2 separate regions of the Homo sapiens genome follow, and region 1 is linked to region 2. Evidence: read pairs that join two places in POLR2A ChIA-PET (ENCODE). Cell type or tissue: A673. All regions are shown on one strand. Links, peaks and the distances in the headings refer to the core of each region. The heading gives the core; the rest is flanking DNA. Region 1 holds the start of MIR128-1 (microRNA 128-1). Region 2 overlaps ZRANB3 (zinc finger RANBP2-type containing 3).

Region 1 (5,390 bases), core at 74-5,073, 360 kb before region 2:
GACTTTACTGTAGCTTAACATACCTAAGTCTCAAGATAAACTTAATTACAGGAAAACAGATAATTACTGGAAATAATGTCAATCAACAAGGAAACTTTTCGTTCATTTGAACTAAAGATTTATTGGTGAGTATAAGCATGTTATTCAAAATAGGAATCAGAGTGAAAATTTTTGGGTAGTTAGTTCAGATGGTAGCCACATGAACTTGGGGGCTTTAAAAAAGAGCAGGTGTAAATAAGCATATGATTAGCCCACAATGTCCTCTCTGTGGGAGGAACAGTCCTTCCCTTGGTTTGTCCACTACCCGCAAGATGCGTGGTTTACTACTGATGTATTTCAAAGTTACACTTCCTTGCCTTACTATAATTAGATTATACGCATAAATTGTATTAAACAATTAGGAAGGGCCACTGCACTCCAGTCTAGGCAAAACAGTGAGACTCCATCTCTAAAAATATTAAAACATAACAAAAGACAATTGGGAAGGAGAAGAACTGGCTCAAATAGTGACACTATTTCAGGTTCCACATCCCACAGTTCTGTCTCTCAGCCTGAGTATTTCCAAGTGAATCTCCAATGTTCCCTTTGGGCTTTAGTTTTGCTGTTTTGCCTCGGAGGCTGCTTTTGCTCAAAAAGTCTGTTGCCACATTCCAGATGAGTCTATACAAGATTAGTCTAGCAGAGTTTTCATAGATACTGGCTGTCTTCTCCACAAAGTCAGGCTGCTTTGCCAAGAAGTCAGACTTTACTCAGCAGGGCAGTGCCAGCTTTAACCTGGACACATTTTGTGCAAGGAGAGCTGCTACGTTTTATGGGCGAAGTCTTGAAGTTCTGTGAAGCAATGACTTTTTTCCATCCACTGAGTAGCATTTCATTCATTTTTACATCCAAGGCAGGAAAATTCACCAGGTTTAAACTACACTGGGTAGAAAGCCATCAGGGTCTGAAGAACTGTTCTAAACTAACACAACTAAAATTGTCATTTAACATTTGATGCTCAGAATGATCGGTACCCCAGAAGGGAAATTCGACTGGCATTAGGACAGGAATATGAATGTTTTTTCCAGAAATCATGATGAAATGTTTTATCACTCATTCTAATAATTATAACATACAACACAGCAACTGGCTAAAAAGTATATAATTTTGAATTATATTCTCTAAAGAGCAGAACATTAAAGATTACTAAAAGATTATTGGTCTTTTTCTAATGCAGTGCTTAGCAGAAAAGTACTCAACAGGCATTAACAGGCTAACATTTGTTCCAATGAAAAAGAAAATAAAACTGGGATCTATGTTGGTTAAAATTACTATAATCACAAGCAAAACTAGAAATACTCAGCTGGAAAGCACTAAAAACAAAAAAGCCCACATCATTCTCCTAATCCAATCAAAGATAAGAACCTTACTCTTGCCTATGTAAGACAAAATCATTAATAAAATAATTGTTAACATAAAATAAAGGATCATTTAATTACAGGTATGCCTCACATTATGTACATTTGCTTAATAAAATTTACATCTTGAACTGTTCAAGTTGCTCATGAATTCCTCTGAACTTTTGTTTAAACAAAGAAATTTCAGACTGCTGGGCATGAACCGTTACAGAGTGACACCTAGAGAAGTGGCATTGTAGGTTAGGTTCCTTGTCTAATTATTCAGACAAAAGCAAGAGTGGGTACAGAGTTCTCATAGTGTCAAAAGTATAGTTTGAAGACTGCCAAGTTTGAGAAAGAAAAATCCAATGATCTGGAAAAGAGGGAGAAGGCTGAGGATTAGGAAGGAGAAGTAGATTTCTAGAGAATGAAAAGTATCAACAGGTTTCAAAAATGCTACAAGAAGAGTATTTCCAGTATCCCGACTCCAACTTGGCTACCACATAAATTATTCTTTCTTCACTAAAAAGTATATTTTAGTATATTAGAATTAAAAAAAATTCTTCCTGTGATACATCTGAATTTAATCTGGAAAGTAGAGGAAAACACTATATCTTTTATAGGAATTTACGTCAATATTGTGGGAAAGCCTCTATTTTGTAAAGTAAGAAATGCCAATAGTAAGTGATACCAAACAACAAAATAAATATCCAGATCTCAACATAGATTTTTTTTTTTAAAACACTACCATTCTGTTTTGTTAAAGGACTGCACTGTTGCAATATTATCCCATTTCTTTCAGCACTTTCAGAGGAAAGCACAATCAATTCTGCAAGCTAAGAGAACTAGGACAATATAAACTGATGGTTCAGGAACTTCCCTGGAGGGCTCCACAGAATGTTCTATTTTTAACTCTCACTTTAACCAAGAAGAGAGCAGGAAGGAAATGCAGTGCTCAGCACAAAAGTATTGAACAGGCATTAACAGGCTGATTTTATTTTATATAGGTGATCTGAACTAGCATTTGTTCTAAAGGAAAGCATTCTTAATAACACAGAAATAATCAGAAAAATTACAAAAAGTATTAAAGAAATGCTTAGAATACCCATGAATCTAAGGTTATTTCACTTAATAGTACCTATTAATTTTTTTTCCAGACTGTGCTTGTACAATAGAAGCACTGTGAAGGTAGTTTTCTTTTTTTTTTTTTTTAAAGATGAGCCATTTTACTAAAGCCAAATTTATTTGTAACTAGGCATCTACAAGACCAAATTGTTAAAACCTCAAGCTTATAATCTTGGGCTTCTGTCTGTGGCACTATTTTAGTAGGTGGGCAAGTTCAACTAAAGCCAGCCCCATGGGTGTATTTGGAAGGAGATGCAATTGCCATCACACTTGATTATCCCTTCTCATCTCTCATCCCCTCTTCTCTCACTCCTGTGCCTGAAATAAACATATACATATACAAAAACCAATTCTAACAAAAACAGTCACACAGAGTTTATTGCTCACAGCTATTTAAAGAACTATTCCATGGAAGAGTCTATACAACTCAAGGAAATCTGTGGGTACTTACCAGATATATTTGGCTCCAGATTTCAGTGGCGGCAGGTTAATGGAGAAGGGAAAAGGGAAATAGGTGGATTTGTAGGTATTATACAATGTCTGAATCTATGCTGAATCACACAATACATACTAAGAAATGCTCACAGAAATCAATGAAAAAACAAGAATAGCCAGAGCCACTACCTAGTAATTTACAAATACAAAATTCCTATTACTTGGATTGAAAGTTGTCAGTAAAGAAATTGACTTTGTGCCTTGAGTCCCTATTTGACATAGCCGACTCTCCTATCAATAAGCCCCCTCACCTGCTTACCCAGTAGTGCTGACTTTTCTTTGCTCGCCTTTTACACCCTAGTTACTCTTAAATTTGTGCCTTCAAATTCTGTCAACAATATGCACACATTGAAGACTGTTTATCCTAACAAGTTTCTTCCATAGTGTCGTTCATCAGGATCCTACCATAGTCTGCTGGTAACAAAGCTTAATCAACTTGGAACCATATGATTCTGGGTTATCTGGAAAGCTAAGACTAAAGATATAATACATTGATAATCTTTGAAGTTATCAAATGGTTGCAAAACTAAAAGTATAGTTTCACAGAATCATTTTGCTTTCCACAGGTATGCAACAACATCATCGTTTGGAAAAAAAAATTAAATTATATCGTTGGTAAGAACCGAGACCAAGTAGCTTCAAATGCATTTAGGTGTATTAGGTCCGTTTGATGTCATGCTTTCATATATAACAATATCCCTAAAAAGTTGTGTAGCAATAGGGAGAGACATATTTGACTTCTGCTAATGAGTTTGGTATGCTTAAAACATTAAGCTTTTTAGATAAGCTCAAAACCAAACTGAATTTGTCATCCAAATCTACTTTGGAAAAGAAATAAGCAATAGCTTTCACAAATTTTTAACAGGTAAATTATATTAGGCCAAAGATGTCACTTAAATTCTAATCCCTATTTCTGAGTATGATGCATGATTTAAAGGTATTACAATTAATGAAAAATATAAACAAATGTTAACACCTTCATACAGCATTAAAAAAAGCAAAAAAGCAGTGGAAACCTGAGTAAAAAGAAGCCAGGAAGCAGCTGAAAAAGAGACCGGTTCACTGTGAGAAATGTAAACCTCTCAGACAGTGCTACGGCCCCGAATCCAACAGCTCAGGAACAAGGCCAATTATTGCAAAATATTAAATGTATATGGTGAAGCTACAAACTTGTCAAGAGTCATAAGAATAATAAAAGCTACACAGAAAACAGCTAGGGCTTTGTAAACCTAAAATCTTCACTATAATTACTACCTGCAGAAAGTTTCTTTATACTATACCACACTCCTTATATGCAGTGTACTTCACAGTATTCAAAGCATACATTTTATGATAAAGGTTTAAAGTAATAAATCTTTATTAGTGAAACTGGTAAGTAATCTGATCTTTTGAAATAGTTGCTTTCATTGACTCCAGTTATTGACAGTTGGTTGCCAAGCTGTTACAAACCAATTCTCTATTATTCTACCTTTTAGAACTAGAAATGACTCACATGAGACACAAAGAATTATGGAGTTTTACAGTACACAGAGGCTTCAACAGACAACACAGTAAAAATTCCATACTTTGCAAATGAGTCCAACTGAAACTCAGTGGCTTTAAGTGATATGCCTAACACCAGTTACAAATGACTAAGGGCCATCAGGATTCTGACTTTTATTTTGTTGTTCTTTCCCATTATACAGTGCATTGTTCAGAAAGTCTTATGTGTGTAGCCAGGGTTTCTTCTGTTTCTGTTGACAGGGGTTTACTCAACCTTGTTTTGAATGAACAGTTCAGTAGTTTCACATTCATAACAAAAGACTAGTACATTCATTTCCCCAGCAGTAATGTTAGTCCTGATTTCAGTTGTGGTCCACTGGGACACATGGATAAAAGACCTAGAGCATTTTATCCTTGAGATATTTCCCCATCCTCCTCCCTATCCACCAAAGGAAAAATAATGAAAGATCCTGTATTTCTACTGCCCATACCCTATCTGGTCTAAAAATACTTTGCTCAGTTGGGCTTGTTAATTTAGGGCAAAATTTCTTTAAGTTCAAATACAAACTTTTAAACATTACTTGTGCCACAGTGAAAAAAAATTGCTCCAAGTCTACTAGTGTTTTCATTATTTGGTTGAATAATTAGTTTCACCCTTTTATGTAATTAAAAAAAAACATGCTTCTTGACACTGTGGGGTAAGCAAGTGTTGTTTGACAAGAAATACAAATATAAGAGATATGAAAAAGTATTTCTCATTTTTAATCAGATTGGGATAGTAGAATGTAGAGAGGTAAGAAAATAAAAACCAAAAGGAAACCCAGAAGTATGTTTCCATATAAAAATGTAAATTATGAGACAGTAATTGCTATATACCTGTAAAAAAACTCAAAAACAATAAACTATCATGTT
Region 2 (5,336 bases), core at 337-5,336:
ATGTATTTGTCTTCATACAAATTATTCAATGTCTTTTACTGTTTTTAATTAAGCAAGTTATTTATATATTGCAGAATTTCTTTGCTATTGTTTAACTCTTTTTTTTTTTTTTTTTGAGTTGGGAGCCTCACTCTGTCACCCTGGCTGGAATGCAGTGGCGTGATCTCGGCTCACTGCAGCCTCCGCCTCCCAGGTTCAAGCCATTCTCCTGCCTCAGTCTCCCAAGTAGCCAGGACTACAGGCACATGCCAACATGCCCAGCCTGTTTAACTCTTTTTTATGGAAAAATTCAGACATACTCAAAGTAAACAGTAATGCTGTATCCAACCATATATTTATCTTTTCCAATATACAGGTATATTTTGATGCGGGAGGATACTATACGTTATACTTTCTCATTTAAATTATATATATATTCATTTTTTTCTTTTCTGTTTTTTTTTTTTTTAAAGACGGAATCTTACTCTTTTGCCCAGGCTGGTGTGCAGTGGCTCAATCTCAGCTCACTGCAACCTCCACCTCCTGGGTTCAAGCAATTCTCCTTCCTCAGCCTCCCAAGTAGCTGGGATTCCAGGCACGTGCCTCCATGCCTGGCAAATTTTTTTTTAATACTTTTAGTAGAGACAGGGTCCATCATGTTGGCCAGGCTGGTCTTGAACTCCTGACCTCAAGTGATCCACCCACCTTGGCTTTCCAAACTGCTGGGATTACAGGTGTAAGCCACCGTGCCCGAACTATATTCATCTTTATTATTAGTATTCCCATGGTTTTACTACATTATTACTGCAAATAATCTTTTTTTATTTGTCAGTCATCTTCCTTTGATATTCCATGTTCAGTACCCTACAGAGGTAATTTTGCTCACATTCTGTTTGTCTAAAAGTGAAAAATATAGGATTTTAGAATTTAGTAAAATTAGTGTAACTGTCAAGTAAACTTATCATATATTTGTGGTAGTTGTTTTTACCACCATGGTAGAACCTGTAAATACTGACGAGTGTCACCCCTCTTGATTCTGAGATTTTTTTTGTAACATACTTTTTTAAGATGAGGATTGTTGAGGTATATTTACATAAAGTGAAATTTATCCTTTTAAAATGTATAGTTGGTCCAGACATGGTAGTGTGCATGTCATCCTAGTTACTTGGGAGGCTGAGGAGGGAGGATCGCTTAGCTCAGAAGATCTGGGCTACAGTGAGCTATGATTGTGCCACCGCACTCCAGCTTTGGCAACAGAGCAAGACTCTGTCTCAAATAAAATAAAATAAAATAAAATAAAAATAAAATAAAATAAAATAAAATAAAATAAAAATAAAATAAAATAAAATAAAATAATAAAATAAAATAAAAAAATAAATACAATGTATGGTTGGATGAGGCTTGACAAATGTGTATAGTTGGATAAACATCAGTACCATGAAAATAGAGATATTCCTGTCATGCCAAAAAGTTCCCCCATGTGCCTTTGTAGCATTTCCCCTCCACCCATCACTATACCTTGGCAACCACAGATATGCTTTCTGTCACTATAGTTTTACACTTTCCAGAATGTCACAAAAATGGAACAATAGCATGTAGCCTTGTGTCTGGCTGCTTTCACTTAGCATAAAGGTTTTGAGATTGATTCAGGTTGTTGTATATGTTATTACTTTTCCTTTTTATTGCTTTCCTTACATCCTCCAATGTATGGGAACAAAACTTTAAAAAAATTTTTTTTGAGAGACAGAGTCTTGCTCTGTCACCCAGGCTAAAGTGCAGTGCCACAATCATAGCTCACTGCAGTTTCGAACACCTGGGCTCTAGGGATCCTTCTGCCTCAGCCTCCCAAAGCGCTGGGGTTATAGGTGTGAGCTACCTCATCTGGCCCCTAAAATTTTTTTTTTTTTTATTCTTTCACCTATTAATGGACATTTGGAATATTTCTGTTTTAGACTATTGTAAGTCAAAGTGGTATAATCATTCATGTACAGGCCTTTGTGTAGTCATATATTTTCATTTTCCTTGAGCAAATACTTGGAAATAGAACTGGTGAGTCATAAAAGTATAGATTTAACTTGATAAAAAAAACTGCCAAATTGTTTTTCAAAGTAGCTATATTATTTTGCATTTCTACTGACATTGTATGAGAGTTCCATTTGATATCTTTGTGAGCACTAGGTATTGCCATCTTTTTCATTTTAGCCGTTATTGTCGGTATGTAGTGGCATCTCATCGTGCTTTTAATTTTTCTTTTCCCGATGACTGATGGTGTTGAGCATGTTTTTTGGTGCCTTTTGTCTATTCATTTTCTTTTGTGAAGTATCTGTTCATATTGAGTCCATATTTATATGGGGTAATAAGAACTCTTTATTTTGGAAACAAGTTCTGTAATATATATATCTTTTACAAATATGTCCTCCAAGTCTATGGATTTGATTTCTATTTTATTAACATTGTCTTTCAGAGAACAGAAGTTTTAAATTTGGAAACAATCTAGTATATCAATTTTTTTCTTCCTTTTTTTTTTTGTATTTTGAGTCCTAAGAAATTTTTGCCTAATCTAAGTTCACAAAGATACCCTCTTATATTTTCTTCTAAAAATGCCATAGCTTTAGGTTATCAGTCATGTGCTACTTAATCAAATTTCAGTCAACAAAGCAGCACATATACAACACTGGTCTCATAAGATTATAATGGAGCATATATAGAAACATAATAAATGGCACTTGACATTGCATTGCAGATCAAGTAGGAGAAATAATTGGTATTCAGTAATGATGCTAGGTCCTTTGGTTTTTCATATGAAAAATATATATATAAATAAAAATACATATAACATATAGGTTTGTGTAAATACACTCTGTGATGTTCTCACAATGACAGCATTCCCTTAACAATGCATTTCTGAGAACATATCCCATAGCTAAGTGATAGATGACTTAGATGTAGGTCTATAAACTATTATTTTTGTAGCATATAATTCTTTTATATGCTACAAAATAAAGGTAGCAGTTCTGATTTTTTTATTTTTGTTTTGGTTTGTCATTTTACATATGGATTTTCAGTTGTTACAACACTCATCAAAACACAGAAGACTATTTTGCCCTCCTTAAATTTCCTTGGCACCTTCACCAAAAACCAATTGGCAATGTATGTGTAGGTCTGTTTCTGAACTCTATTCTCATTCATTGGTCTATTCATCAGCCTTATACTACAATGGCTTGATTACTGTAGCTTTATAATAAGTCTTGAAGGCCAGGCACGGTGGCTCATGCCTGTAATCCCAGCACTTTGGGAGGCCGAGGCAGGTGGATCACTTGAGGTCAGGAGTTTGAGACCAGCCTGACCAACATGGCAAAACCCCATCTCTACTAAAAATACAAAAATTAGCTGGGCGTGGTGTTGCACACCTGTAATCCCAGCTACTCGGGAGGCTGAGACAGGAGAATCACTTGAACCCAGGAGGTGGAGGTTGCAGTGAGCCGAGATCATGACACTGCACTCCAACCTGGGCAACAGAGCAAGACTCTGTCTCCAAAAAATAAATAAATAAATAAGCCTTGAAATTATATAGTGTTTACCCTACTGTATTCCTTTTCAATATTGCTTTGTCTTTTGTAGGTCCTTCGCTTTTCTGTATGAATTTTAGAATCAGCATTTTAAGTGTATACAATTTTGTTGGAATTGTGTTGGATCTGTTGACTAATTTGGAAGAATTTACTTCTGAATAATATTTAGTCTTCTGGTCCCTGAAAAGAGTATCGTTCACTTTTAATTTATCCCCACAATGTTCTCTAGTTTTTTTAATACATTTTGTTAGATTTATCCATAGGTATTTTGTGTCCTTTTATGCTCCTGTAAATGGCATTTTTTAAAATGTAAATTTCCAGGTTTCCCTTGCTAAGTATAGAATTATTATCGATTTTCTTATATTAACCTTTTATTCTGTGACCTTGCTGAACTCCTTTTATTAGTTCTTGTGGATTTTTGGTTAATTCTAGAAGATATAGGATCATTTTGTCTGCACATAAAGACATTTTTATTTCTTCCTTGTAATATATATGCCTTTTATTTATTTGTTTTGCCTATTACGTTGAAGGAAGACTAGTACAATTTTGGATAGAAATGATAGGACTGAACAGCCTTACCTTGTAGCCAATCTTAGGGGGAAGGCATTTAGTCTTTCACCATTAAATATGATGTTATTGCGGCTGGGTGCGGTGGCTCACACCTGTAATCCCAGCACTTTGGGAAGCCGAGGCAGGCAGATCACGAGGTCAGGAGATCAAGACCATCCTGGCTAACACGGTGAAACCCCGTCTCTACTAAAAAATACAAAAAATTAGCCAGGCATGGTGGCGGGTGCCTGTAGTCCCAGCTACATGGGAGGCTGAGGCAGGAGAATGGCGTGAACCCAGGAGGCAGCGCTTGCAGTGAGCCGAGATTGCACCACTGCACTCCAGCCTGGGCAACAGAGCCAGACTCCATCTCAAAAAAAAAAAAAAAAATGATGTTATTACTAAGTTTTTTTAGATGACTTTTCTTATGTAGAGGAAACTTCCTTTTTTTACTAGTTTGTTTAGAGAAGAAATGGAACATATGAACTTTTTTTCCTTTGGCGGAGAAGGGGAAGAAGAGGTGGTTATTATAAAGGTGGATATGAAGAAAATAGCTAATGTTCTAGCACTACTATAAGTGAAGGAATTAGGCTTTTATGAATGTTCACTCAGGCATGGTGGCTTACATCTGTAATCCCAGCACTTTGGGAAGCCGAGGTAGGAGAGTCCCTTCAGCTTAGGAGTTCGAGATCAGGCTGAGTAACAGAGGAAGACCTCGTCTCTATTCTATAAAAAACAAACAAAGGAAAAGACAAAACAAACAAAAAAGAACAAATTTTTTTCAGAAACAAAATTTAAATAAAAAAGAAAGAAAAAAGATCACAATAAAAGTGGTCCTGACACAGGGGAGTTTATACTCACTCACAGGCTTTATTTCCACTGGCATCTAGCAGGTGCTAGCTGGGAGTCCTGAGAGCATATCCATTAGTGGAGCAGAAGTTCAAAACTCTGCCTATTTTCAATACCCCTTTCTTACACTAAACAAAAGCCTTAAGCCATTGTGGAAGAGGCAGAGTACCCCCTCCTCCAACCTCAAAGCCTAGTCCATGATGGACTGCTTCTGGTGATGGGATAGGGACAAATGCTGCCTACCCCTGGGGAGTGGGCAGGAAACCCTGTTGGACTCAGGACCCTGCACTGATATAAGACAGAGATCTGTTACTGCCAGGGTAGAGGCAGAGACCCCTTTAGCACCACCTGCAGTTACAAGACATAGTTTTGTTAGTGGTGGGGGACAGG

What was found. Peaks named below come from ENCODE experiments on the same cell type or tissue, not always from the same donor. Only the 100,000 strongest peaks of a DNase experiment are listed, where the experiment ranks them.
Region 1: POLR2A ChIA-PET joins it to region 2 with 5 read pairs; 2 of 35 experiments call an interaction of 5 or more read pairs at or near these places.

Annotation. Positions count from the first base shown.
Region 1 is chr2:135,664,120-135,669,509 of GRCh38, reverse strand. All of the region lies in intron 19 of R3HDM1 (R3H domain containing 1), which reads right to left. MIR128-1 (microRNA 128-1) reads right to left here and starts at 4,113; the gene lies at 4,032-4,113. LOC124907893 (a long non-coding RNA gene) reads right to left here. Exons shown (of 2, transcript XR_007087245.1): 1 at 2,953-5,390; 2 at 102-1,749. RefSeq lists an enhancer at 4,696-4,795. In A673, for the core only: no CTCF peak of the experiment used is centred there; a DNase peak (open chromatin) is centred at 2,269.
Region 2 is chr2:135,308,133-135,313,468 of GRCh38, reverse strand. All of the region lies in intron 8 of ZRANB3 (zinc finger RANBP2-type containing 3), which reads left to right. Among named protein-coding and RNA genes, the nearest start is that of SNORA40B, 170 kb to the right of the region's middle. In A673, for the core only: no CTCF peak of the experiment used is centred there; no DNase peak of the experiment used is centred there.